4 separate regions of the Homo sapiens genome follow, and regions 1, 2 and 3 are each linked to region 4. The links are chromatin contacts, found by Hi-C or POLR2A ChIA-PET in ENCODE. All regions are on one chromosome and are shown on one strand. Each heading gives the region's core, a stretch centred on a gene start or an enhancer-like site at or near the end of the contact. The rest is flanking DNA. Distances are from core to core; before and after follow the strand shown.

Region 1 (2,700 bases), core at 183-2,682, 250 kb after region 4:
GGGGAGGAAGTGAAGGCCACAGATGGGTGTCTGAAATTCCCAAATGAGGCAGGAGTAAATGGAGGGAGGGGAGGAGTCCAGCCCACGGAAAGGAGTGGTATCTGGGCAGGCCCTGGAGACTCTTCAAAAAGGGCTGGGAGGTGGTGGCGATCTGTGTATTTATCTTGCTGGCAAAGAGGCGCTGCCCAGTCAACTTTGTAACTGAATCCACCAAACAGGCAGACTTTGCAACACAGCCGGCCCAGGTTTCTGCAGAAGGCGCTGGGCAGCTGGAACCTCTCCCCCCCCCTTTCTAGCCCCCCTCCCAAGAGCTCAAGAGGATTTCCCTTTCATTTCCTTCGAGGCTGGGAGGGCTGGGGACAGCGCAGTCTGTGGGGTCAAGCCCTCAGAAACCACTTCCTATGTGGCTGGGGGAGGGCGAGCAGCTGGAGGACGTATCTGGGGTCCCCGAGTGAGAACAGCAGGAGAAGCCCTCTGGGCAGTCACTGCTCTCCAGGGTGCCTTTCGGGTCGGGAACCGCAGAGGTCGGAGAAAAGATTTTAGGCCCTTCCAGAGGAGCTCCGAGCAGAATCTGCACTCTCGGTCCCAGCCCGCGGTGGCCAGGACGAGGATAAGGTTGGGCGTGAGAAGGACACTTCGAAGGGGCTCCCCGCCCAGGCCGCACCCCAGCTGTCTGAAGAAAATCCGGAGACAACCCCTCCTCAACTCCCTCCCCCAACCCCTTTGGAGCAGGGCTGCCCTGGCAGGGAGAGGGGGCGGGAGAGCTCCGCCCCGGCCTGCATTGCTCCAGCCCGGGCTCAGCCGGGAGGTGACGCGCACCCGGCACCCCGGGGACTTCGGGCGGCGAGTTTGGCAGAGTTGAACGAAGCCAAGCCAAGCCGGGCCCGGCAATGCGGAGCCGGGCCGCGCCAGGCCAGGAAGAGCGGGTCAGACAGGGAACGGCCCGCCACGGTGGGGCGGTGGGGCGGTGGGGCGGTGGGCGGGGGCGCGCGGGGGCACCCACCTCTCCGCGCTGCAGCTGGAAGAAGCTGTTGAGATAGCTGGAGTGCAGGGGCGAGCCCAGCTGCTCGGGGCGGCCCTTGCCGAAGGCCAGCTCCGGGGGTGCGGCGCCGGCGGTCGGCTCGGGCCGGAAGGCATCGAAGGCGCTAGCCTGGTGCGTGTCCTGCAGCGACAGGTAGACCCAGTTGAGCAGCTGGGCGGGCTGGTACACCGAGGCGGCGCTCGTGTCGATGGCCGACAGCAGGCTCATTTTGTGGCGGCGGTGCCGGCCCCTCCCCGGCCGCCCGCTCGCGGCCCCCCTCCGCAGCGGAGGGGCGGGCACCGGGGAGCCTGTGCCCACTGCCCGCCTCCCGAGCCCCGACGGTGATCGCCCCGCGCCCTGCGCCCCGCGCGCTGCCCGCAGCCGCTGCCGCTGCCGCCGCCTCCCCCCGACTGCGGCCCCGGCGCGCGCAGGCGGTGGAAGGAGGCAGCGAAAGTTGGGCAGGAAACTTTTGGCCCCGCCCCTCCGCCCCGCCCACTGCGTCCCGCCCCGCCCGGCGATCCGCTATCTGCCTCGCGGCTGACCCCTCCAGCGGCGGCTCCGGGGGTGGGGTCCACGATGCCCCGCCGCCCACTCCCTGCCCCGCCTGGCACTGTCCTCGCCCTGCATTGGCTGTCTCGTTGAATATGAACCGTCAGGGGTGGGGAGAGAGGGGAGTGAGGCTCATCTGCATATGCAGCACGGCGCGGGCCCGCCCATGCGAGGCCCCGCCCAAGCCCCACCTCGTCCCAGCCCGGCCAACCCAGCTCCCCGAGCTGCCGGGAGCTCAGTGCAGCCCCGGCCTAATCAATTTCGTCTCCCTCTGTCGTCAGCGCTCTTGTCTCGTTCTTTCCAAATCCTCTGCAATTGTTTTTCACTCACTTTTCCTTTCCTATTTTCCCTCCTTTCTCATACTCCTTCTTTCTCTCTCTCTTAGACTAGTACTAGTCTCCTGTGTCCGTCGTCCTTGTATGTGGCGCCCTCCGTGTGTGTGTGTGTGTGTGTGTGTGTGTGTATGTCCTTCTCTTTCTCTCACTCTTCTTGTCTCCTTTCTTCTATTTCCGTCTGGTCTGATGTTTCTCCCTGTCTCTCCCGCTCCTCTCTCAGACGCGTGTACACAGACGCACACACTTCTAACTCCCTCCTCTCGCTATCACCATCGGACCCTCCCCCTCCTACTTAATTCCTTCCATCTGCAGAATCACTTTGCGGGCCGGCTGCGCCAAGGGGGGCCCGGGTTCCTGCCCCAGGAAAGACTCCCCGCCCCCTCCCCCCCCCCTTCTCCTATTTCTGCTCTGGGCCCGCCTCGCTTCTCGACCCTCTTCCTCCACCCCGGCTCCAGCCCTAGCCCGCCCCGGTGCCTTGGCGAGTCGCCAGGACACCAGCCTGGGCCGGGGGAGCTCGGGAAAGCGGCTGTCACCCATCTCGCTGGGACAACTCAGCTAGTCCAAGACTGCCTGGAGGGAGCCCCGCCCCCGCCTCCGCCTCCGCCTGACGCCCCAGGAAGCCCCGGGGCCTTCACCGTCTCTTTCTCCGGGTGGTCTTTGCTGCGCCAGCACCGGGGACCTAGCCCAGAGGAACTCACCGCCTGGCTGGGACCGAGTCACCTCTCCCACTTTCAGTCTGGCTCTGGAGCCATTCCGCCCAGCGTTGGAGTGCCAGCTTGGCCACCGTCCAGCGGA
Region 2 (2,891 bases), core at 1-2,500, 150 kb before region 4:
GGCTGGGGTTAGCACTAGGCAGCTTGAAACAAGAGCCTGGGAGAGTCCAGTGGGTGGAGGTCAGTGGGAAATGAAACTGCAGTTCTCAGCAGGGCCTGCCACAACCACCACTCTCAGACAAGGGGCTACCCTGGGCATGGGGAGGAAGGCACTCCTCCCCTACACTGGGCTGCTGGAGGAGTCCAGGGGCCGGGATCTCTGTCCTGGGCAGGAGCCAGGCCAGGCCAGCTGAGACAGTCTCCCTCCATGACTCTTGCTCCTGGTGGGAGGTGGGTGGCCTTATTTTTCTGAAAAGGAAGTCAAAGCCTCCTTTGTTGGCCTCCCAGCCTCCACCTCTCCCCTGCAGCTCCTCCACCTCTCCCCTGAGCCCTCCTCCCTTCTGCTGCCTATAGAATCCTTTTAGAACATGGCCTCCATCACACTCTCCCTTGTTTACCCACCTACAGTAGCTCCCCATTGCTTCAGCAGGTCTCCCAGACGCGACTCAAGACTGAAACCTTCATTAAGGATGCAGGAGCCCCAGTCCCCGGTCTCACAGCCTCCAGAGTCTACTGGCTCTTGGGGACTTCTCTGTGCTTCTTATTTGATAGTTAAGCCATTTGATGCTCAGAGAGGCTAAGTAACTTGTTCAAGGTCACACAGCAGGAGGACTTGAAATTCAAATCCAGCCTACAGAGCTCAAGCCCTGTCCACAGAAGGGCCAACGGCCCAGGACAGATGCTTCAGGAAGCTGTGTTCCTTAGCTGGGTCGAGCCTGCCCTGTGTGGGTAAGAAAAATGGTAGGGTGGGAGCTTTGAAGACAGTGCCATGCCACTGGCAGAGCCCAGACCACAAATCCATAGGCTTGGACCCTGGCAACCTTGGCCGAGCCTCAGCTGTCTCCTGTGGAAAATGGAAAACAAAACCCCTGACCTCCCAGGTTTCTGCAGGAGTGTGGCTGGACGGTGGGTGAACCAGCCCAGCCCTGAGCAGGGTGCACAGGAGGTTTTCCTTCCACGTTCCTGGCTTTTGCACAGGATCCAGAGGCCCAGGGTCGTGGGTGCAGCCTCCACCAACCCCAAATCCAGCAGGGACCCAGTTGCCACCCACACCCATGCCACACCCATGCCCACACCCACGGTGAGGCTTTGCAGGCCCAGTAAACAACCCCTTGCCCTCCTCCCCAGAAGGAAACTTTTTTAAAGCAACAGAAACAAACTTCTCTGTGTGCTGTGTGTGTTGGTGACAGGAAAAGGAACATCACTTCAGAGAGGAAAAGGCCACCGGGGTTGGGGGCAGGGCCAGGCAGAAGCAGCCAGAGGAGAGAAACAGAAACGGAGATCTGATAAGGGCGCCCTGCTCATCTGGGCTGGGGACAAGCGCTGCAAGGCTGGGGCCCTGGCACTGGGGTGGGGAGGGGGTGGCGGCTCAGCCCCTCCTCAGCCCCTCCAACCGCTGAGCTGGGGGTGTGGGTCTGAGGTGGCCTGGGGTGGCTCGGCAAGGCTCCCCTCCTTTGGGGCAGGCCATTTCACTGGGTGTCTGCCCCCCACCCTGGATGGTGGGGAAGAGAAGTAAGGGCCTGGATTTGGGAACCAGCCAGGGGCTCTCAGGTTGGTGGTTTCCTTTCCCCAGCTTTGCTGCTGACTTACCCATGGTCTTGAGCCAGTCTCTCCCGCTCTGGGCTTCAGTGCTGCCCAGGTGACGGTGTTGACCATCTATGATGACACTGTCAGGACACAATGCTGAGTTGGTAATCTGGAGGTTCAGGGTGGTGGGCTTGCTGTGCGGCTCTGAGCAAGTGGCTTCAGCTAGGGTGAACAGGGCATTCCAGCTTAGCACTGAAAGTCCCGCATCCCAGGAAACCGCCCCCCGCCCCTCCCCTACCTCGTTCCTGGGCAAACTGTGCTGGTTGGCCACCCTTCAGCCTCTGGGCCGAGACTTCCTGGATGAGCCTGTACAGGTCTTTGCCAGCTCACTGCATGGCCCCCTCCAGGACTGAGGGTCGGACTTGCCTTCCTGGACAGACTTTGAGCCTGACTGGTGGGACAGGACAGACACCTGTCCTGGTGAACCCAGGCTGCTTCTGGGACAGGCAGGCTGCATGAGCAGGTATTACAAATTGGGACCAGAGTGGGAACAGATAGAGGCGCTGGGGCAGGGGAGGAGACTTGGAGAGAGTGGTCCCAAGGGCCTGGACCTGAGGGGAGGGGTCTGATCAGCAGAGAAGAGCAGAGAACTACATTCCAGGGGAAGCCACAGATTGGGCAAAGCCTGGGAGGCCAGGTGGTAGGGCACGCGACGCCAAGCCCTGTGCTGAGCATCAGCTAGATGGCAGGCCCCAAATGGACTTCCAGGGCCTCTCAGTTGAATTTCTAAATCCACTGTCTCCACTCTCTGAATTCCTCTGGCCGTGTCCACTGCCAAACAATTTGCACCAAAAACAAACACATAAAAAAGAAAAACCCAACAAACAAGTTTCCGCCCCCCCCCTCCCGCAAATAAAGATAGACTTTGCTGGCTCGGCGCAGTGGCTCACGCCTGTAATCCCAGCACTTTGGGAGGCCAGGCAAGCAGATCATGAGGTCAGGAGTTCGAGACCAGCCTGGCCAACATGGTGAAACTCTGTCTCTACTAAAAACACAAGAAAATTAGCTGGGCATGGTGGCGGACGCCTGTAATCCCAGCTACTCAGGAGGCTGAGGCAGGAGAATTGCTTGAACCCAGGAGGCAGAGGTTGCAGTGAGCCAAGATCTCACCACTGCACTCCAGCCTGGGCGACAGAGGCAGACTCCAGATTCCGTCTCAAAAAAACAAAAAAAGATAGACTTTTCCCAGAAACTAAAAGCCCCCAAGATGGGGCTCTGAAAGTGGATGGCTATGCTCCCATGCCTCCCTGACTCTCTGTGCAGCCC
Region 3 (2,930 bases), core at 356-2,855, 190 kb before region 4:
TTATAAATGGTACAGTCCTACTCAAACAGTATTTCCTTGGCATTTTGCTTTAAAGATTTCCTTTGCACCTGTAATTCAGCACTTTGGGTGGCTGAGGCGGGAGGATCAGTTGAGTCCAGGAGTTCAAGACCAGCCTGAGCAACATAGCAAGACCTAATCTCTACAAAAAGTCAAAAAAATTAGCTGGGCATGGTGATGCATGCCTGTAGTCCCAGCTCCTTGGGAGGCTGAGGTGGGAGGATTGCTTGAGCCTGGGAGATTGAGGCTGCAGTGAGTTTGATAACACCACTGCACTCAGCCTGGGTGACAGAGACCCTGTCTCAAGAAAAAGGAAAAAAAAAAAGGAAAGAAAGAAAGAAAGAAAGAAAGAAAAAAGATTTCTATTGCACACAGTTCAGCCAAGAATTCCCAGGGCAGCTTCCAGAGACCCTGTGCCCACAGGTCCCTCTGTGACCTCCCCAGTCCTCCCTATCTCTCAGTCAAGGCTTTCCTCATCCTCCTCCAGAAAAGAGGTTGACCCTCCACCCTTCAGGAACCTCTTAGCTTTTTCTCCTCCACTGGCTCCTCTCAGCTGCACAATCAGTTGCCCCGCAGGGAGTGTCCTTGTGACTGGGTATTACAGTGGCTAAGAAAAGCCCTGGGGCCAAGCCACGGAGGCTCAACCCTGGCTTTGTGACTTACAAGCTGATGCCATGAGTGATTTGCTAACCTTTCTGCGCCTCAGTTTCCTCATCTTTGAGATGGGGATGTTAATAATATCAGCTACCCCACTGGTGGGGTTGAGGATCAAATGAGTCACTAACAGGCCACAGGTAGCCACCTAGCCCAGTCCCTGGCCTACAGTAGGGGTTTGGGGAATAGCAGCAAGGATTGCTGTTATTTCTATGATGCCTGGGGTTCCCCCCTTGCCTGGAGAAGGGGAGACAGCAAGTCAAGTCACTAAGTCCAGCCCACATTCAAGGGGAGGCATGTCAAAGAATACACAGGCATATTTCAAAAGCCTCAAGTTTGGCACCTACGTGTGATGAAATGTGACTTAATGGTTATTAGCAATGGTGCAGCTGGCCGGGTACAGCAGCTCACGCCTGTAATCCCAGCACTTTGGGAGGCCGAGGCGGGTAGATCACCTGAGGTCAGGAGTTTGAGATCAGCGTGGCCAACATAGTGAAACCCCGTCTCTACTAAAAGTACAAAAATCAGCCAGGCATTGTGGCAGGGGCCTGTAATCCCAGCTACTCAGGAGGCTGAGGCAGGAGAATTGCTTGAACCCAGGAGGCGGAGGCTGCAGTGAGCCGAGATCGTGCCATTTCACTCCAGCCTGGGCAACAGAGCGAGACTCCTTCTCAAAAAAAAAAAAAAAAAAAAAAAAAAAAGCATTGGTGGCAGCCGAGAGTTGAGTTTGAGCTGCCTCATTCCAGTAGTATCTCGTGCTGATGCTGGGCCATGTGGATGAGCAGCGGCAGGGACCTCTGTTATTCCAGCAACCCTATGCCCTGCCCTTTGTGGGACCCAAAGCTGCCTCCTCCCAAGCCTGTGGGCTCAAGGGACTGCTGCCAGCCGCCCCCGCTGTCTGCTGCCATCCTGTGCCCCCACTCTGAGTCTGCGAGGTGGCCTTACCCGCCAGCTGCCTGGTGACTGTGAAGAATGACAGGCTCCTCCTTCAAGGGTGCGCACTGGCCCTTATCACAAGAGAGTGATGTCTGCGGCACTGAGCCGGGTGATCCTGCCTGCCCGTTCAGCACTCTGCAGAGGGCAGGGCGGCCGCAAGAGACAGAAATTCCATTTGACAAACTCTCCATGTGGCTGGGCAGCCAGACAGGAGCAGAATGAAATCAAAAGGGAGGAAAATTGGCCTAGCTTCCTAACCAGGTGCTGAGTGGATGCACCAGGCTTCAGGAGAGGGAATCAAAGAGGGAGAAAATTGGTGGCCTTGGTCATAAAGGGGATTGATTACCCAGGGACCTGTCACACCCACCAAGGTCAGCAGAGTGGCCTTGGCTGGCCCTGTTTCCTGGAAGACAGGGTGCCTTTGGCAACTTCAATTCACCCGGGTTCAACTAGCTAATAAGTGTGCTGGGTCAGGAGGAGGGTGGTCAAGGTTTTCCAATTATGAGCCCTTGAAGAGAGGGCTTCAGGGCCTGAGAAGGTCTGAACATGACCCCTGTCCATGGGCGGTGGAGCGGGGCTAGAGAGGAGCATGCCTTGGCTTTGCACTCAGATGAAACTGAGTTTAATGACTACCTCTGGTGGGTAAGTCCCTTCCCCTCGCTGAGACTTTGTTTCCCATCTGTCAAATGGGAGTGTCGATACTTTGCTTTATTAAGAGCTTGCTTTGTGCCGGGCACTTTGTGACCTACTTTATGGGTATGAACTTATGTCATCAGAACAGTAATCCTAAGAAGCAGCTGCTATTATTATTATGATTGGCATTTTACAGAGGAGGAAATTCAGGCTCAGGAAATTTAATGTTCCCGGGTCCTGCTATAGGTTGAGCACCAGATCTATGCATGGGTGACTGGCTGGTATGCAAACCTTTGGCCACTGTGCTGTCTGTCATCAAGCCAGGCGCATCCACTTAGGGTTTGTAAGGATTCATGGAGATGTGCTAATGACAGCAAACTAGGAGCCCAGTCTACGTGCTGAAACCAGAATAAGAACTTTCCATGCGTTGACTCATTTGTTCCTCACAATAAACCTATGCAGTAGGTACGACTGTAACCTGCACTTACAGGTGAGGAAATTCAGGCACAAAAAGGTCAAGTCTCTTGTCTAAGTCACCAAATTTATATATGGCAGAGATGGGAATTGAGCCCAGGAGGCTGGCTCCAGAGTCCTTCACTTAACCTTATGCAAAGGCATAGCAAGAGCCTGGCCTGGGGTCCAGCACACAGCACATAGTAGGGCTCGGGGAGGGGCAACCTCAGCTCTTT
Region 4 (2,700 bases), core at 6-2,505:
TCACATGTGTATGTGCCTATGCACACGTGTGCTGTGCAGACGCCTCTCTCTGGGTGCGTGTGCATTATGTGGACTGATGAACTAGTGAGGCCTCAAAGGTGGGAAATAAAACACTTGTGTTGGGACAGCTGACTGTTCGGTTGGCTGCCACCCTTGGGAGCTAGCTGCCTGTGGAGCTCCACATTTCTGTGGGGCAGCTAGAAGCACCTCATCCCTGTGTCCAGTGAGGAGCCCCCTGAGGGCTGTTTGCCTCCCCCAGCCGTTGAGACCGTTGAGATGCTTCTCTCCTTGCTGACTTGGCAGCCCAGAGATATCCAGGGCTCTATTTGGACCTGTCAGAGGGGCTCCAGCCCAGCTCTGCTCACGATGCCCTCCGTGTCCTCTTCCTCTCCCCACCTCCGCTTCCCACCCTGCTGCATGAGGGCATGAGGCAGGTGTTCCCAGGCCTTTTCAGCTCTCAACGTTCTATCCTCCAAGCAGCCCTCTATACATAATAGCCGCTAACTTTTCTTGAACTAGTCTTCTGCACCAGGCGCCGCTAAGCATAGACACCCTCGCTCTGCTGGGTGGTGAGAAGTGTAAATGGAAGCTTGGTCCCGAAAGACGTCCCACGGGAGTTGGGAAGACCGAGCTGACCCCATGTTACCATCCAAAAACTTCCATTTGCCCAACTAAGCCCAGCCAAGCGTAAGGTGCAAGAAGAAGCACAGAGCTGTGAAAGGGGCAGCGTCTTGGCCTTGGGCTGCCCTGGAAGAACAGCTCCCGGGGCTGCCGGGCCTTCAGCCTCCCCATGGACCTGCCTTGGGACAGGCTTTGCAGCTTCAAAAGCAGGCATTCTCCTCTTGTGGGGATGGTGTTTTCTGAACAGCCGGAGCTCCTCACAGGGAATCCTAAGAGGCTGGTATTTGACAGGCTGCCAAAGGCTGGCCAGCCCGATCCTGTGCTTTGCAGACAGCGAAATGGAGGTCCAGCTCTCTGCCCTATTCACTCAGCAAAGCAGGGTCCTGATCCCCCATGCTGATTAGCTTTGCATGGCTCCTGGCTGCTCTGACCAGGAGACATGGCGGGGGTCCTGAGCCGGGATGGGGGTAGCCTGCTTGGTCTCACCCCCCATTCAGGGGCAGTAGGAAGGGCTGAGGCCACGGGTGCACCTGGGGCCAGGCCGACAGTGATCTGTTGGGCGGGAGCCCGGCCTCTCCGGCTATAGAGCTGCAGCCACGGAGGATTTGTAGCGACTTGTAAAGGCTTAAAGGAGTCCAGGAGCCCGGAGGCGGAGGCAGCGGCCCAGCTGAGTGGCGCTCTTGTGGCGAAGGGCGACCTCTGCTGGCCACCAGGTGCGTGTCACCTCCCAAAGGTGGCCGGTGTGCAGGGAGCCCAGTGATGTAAGTGACTGGATTTGGGCAGGTTGGGTGGAACAAGAAGGTCATCTCCTGGGGCCCAGTCACAGCCGGAGGTGGGGACTACCAGGAAGCTCTGACTGCCAGTCATGGGGAGTGCAAAGAACAGCACATTAACAGCTGGAAAGGTAGAGGGTTTGAATCTCAGCCCAGCAGCTTTCCGGCTGTGTCACCTTGGGCAATTTGCTTCACCTCTCTGAGCCTTTTAAGGATGAAGAAAATTAGCACTGCATAGGGCCTGGCCTGGTGCCTGAACATAGCAGGTGTAGAACAAATGGAAGATCCCAGCCTGCCCCTCAACAAGCTGTCTCTTGCATGCCTCCCTCAGCGCACCCTTCCTCTCTTTATGCCTGAGACCCTTTGCTCTCTAGGCCTTTGACCCTTTTACTCCAGAGACTGGAGCCTCCATCTCCTCCATTCCTGGGGTTAGTAACCGCAGTTCTCCATCATTGACCTCAACAGTTTAAAAATGTCACCTCACCTGTAGGTGCCTCCATAATCCGCTAGCCATTTGTTCTTTTATTAAGAAACACAGGACACAGCGCTGTCCCTGTGGTCTGCGATGTCCCTCCTGCCATCCATCTACCCACCCTTGGGTCTCACAGGTGTTGCAAGCCCAGACACTCACCCCTCGGTTCCTGTGAGCTGCAGCCCTGCCTGGGAGCAAAGCCCCCCTGGGACCTGGACCCAGCCCAGTGCCCCTTGGCCTTGAACAAAACACTGATGGGCCCCAGGCTCCTCAGAGTAAAACCAGTTGAGGCAGAGCGGGTAGATAGGGGACCTGAAAGCACCTTCGGCCCTTAATATTCCAGGAATCTTTCTGTCCAGAAGCCAGTTCAGTCCAGCCGCCGGCCTCCAGACAAGACTGCCCGTGACCCCACGTGGGGCCAGCCCGAAGGTGGACAGTCCCATCTCCCAGTTTGCTGTTAACTTCTTAAAGCAGGACCTGGGCCCCCGCTATGACTAAACAGAAAAGAACTGCCTCTGAGCCCTGTGGTCGCCAGCTGGGTGGATCTAAGCTCCTGTGCCTGCTTGGGGCTTCCAGGCAACAAGCATTTATCAAGGCCCACCGGGCTCTGCCCCCGGACACAATGTCAGGAGAAAGTTCCTCTTGAGAGGTAGACCCTTATGGGTCACTGACTTGCCCCTCTGCAGCATCCTGTTCTGCAGATGGGGAAACCAAGGCCAGGAAACCAGAGAAGCCCACTCGAAGTCCATCCTGGCTGGGGACACCTGGGTGCTCACTGGAGTGAGGGAGAGGACGGAGGGCCTGGAAGCACACCTGGAACCTCCACAGTGTGCA

Evidence for each region. Hi-C counts contacts between places; a loop is a spot of excess contacts on that map. ChIA-PET counts read pairs that join two places held with the same protein, here RNA polymerase II (POLR2A). Pooled maps may share reads with other maps.
Region 1: a pooled map shows a loop between it and region 4 (2.5-fold over the local background). The contact joins the promoter of ZCCHC24 here to the enhancer-like site in region 4. A Hi-C loop is called at or near these places in 1 of 50 pooled maps. POLR2A ChIA-PET finds 5 or more read pairs at or near these places in 2 of 52 experiments (GM12878 and SK-N-SH).
Region 2: a map of PC-3 shows a loop between it and region 4 (3-fold over the local background). The contact joins two enhancer-like sites. A Hi-C loop is called at or near these places in 1 of 168 maps with a recorded cell type or tissue (PC-3), 1 of 37 single-sample maps with no recorded cell type and 5 of 50 pooled maps. POLR2A ChIA-PET finds 5 or more read pairs at or near these places in 1 of 52 experiments (HepG2).
Region 3: a loop to region 4 is called in a pooled map, with 2.0 times the contacts of the local background. The contact joins two enhancer-like sites. A Hi-C loop is called at or near these places in 2 of 168 maps with a recorded cell type or tissue (B cell and PC-3) and 2 of 50 pooled maps. POLR2A ChIA-PET finds 5 or more read pairs at or near these places in 1 of 52 experiments (A549).

Annotation. Positions count from the first base shown.
Region 1 is chr10:79,444,192-79,446,891 of GRCh38, forward strand. It overlaps ZCCHC24 (zinc finger CCHC-type containing 24), which reads right to left and starts at 1,433. Exons shown (of 4, transcript NM_153367.4): 1 at 1,004-1,433. The coding sequence starts at 1,249. It overlaps LOC105378383 (a long non-coding RNA gene), which reads left to right and starts at 2,050. Exons shown (of 4, transcript XR_946104.4): 1 at 2,050-2,700. RefSeq lists silencers at 1,286-1,345, 1,356-1,865.
Region 2 is chr10:79,047,146-79,050,036 of GRCh38, forward strand. It overlaps ZMIZ1-AS1 (ZMIZ1 antisense RNA 1), which reads right to left. Exons shown (of 10, transcript NR_024431.2): 5 at 1,629-1,787. Among named protein-coding and RNA genes, the nearest start is that of ZMIZ1-AS1, 19 kb to the right of the region's middle. RefSeq lists enhancers at 1-1,109, 1,222-1,281, 1,717-2,399. Within about 2 kb of position 1,251, at least 12 of the 41 ENCODE cell types and tissues checked have a DNase peak (open chromatin) inside an H3K27ac peak, as active enhancers do.
Region 3 is chr10:79,001,922-79,004,851 of GRCh38, forward strand. All of the region lies in intron 5 of ZMIZ1-AS1 (ZMIZ1 antisense RNA 1), which reads right to left. Among named protein-coding and RNA genes, the nearest start is that of ZMIZ1-AS1, 64 kb to the right of the region's middle. Within about 2 kb of position 1,606, at least 7 of the 41 ENCODE cell types and tissues checked have a DNase peak (open chromatin) inside an H3K27ac peak, as active enhancers do.
Region 4 is chr10:79,194,301-79,197,000 of GRCh38, forward strand. All of the region lies in intron 4 of ZMIZ1 (zinc finger MIZ-type containing 1), which reads left to right. Among named protein-coding and RNA genes, the nearest start is that of ZMIZ1, 130 kb to the left of the region's middle. RefSeq lists an enhancer at 1,505-1,594. Within about 2 kb of position 1,256, at least 23 of the 41 ENCODE cell types and tissues checked have a DNase peak (open chromatin) inside an H3K27ac peak, as active enhancers do.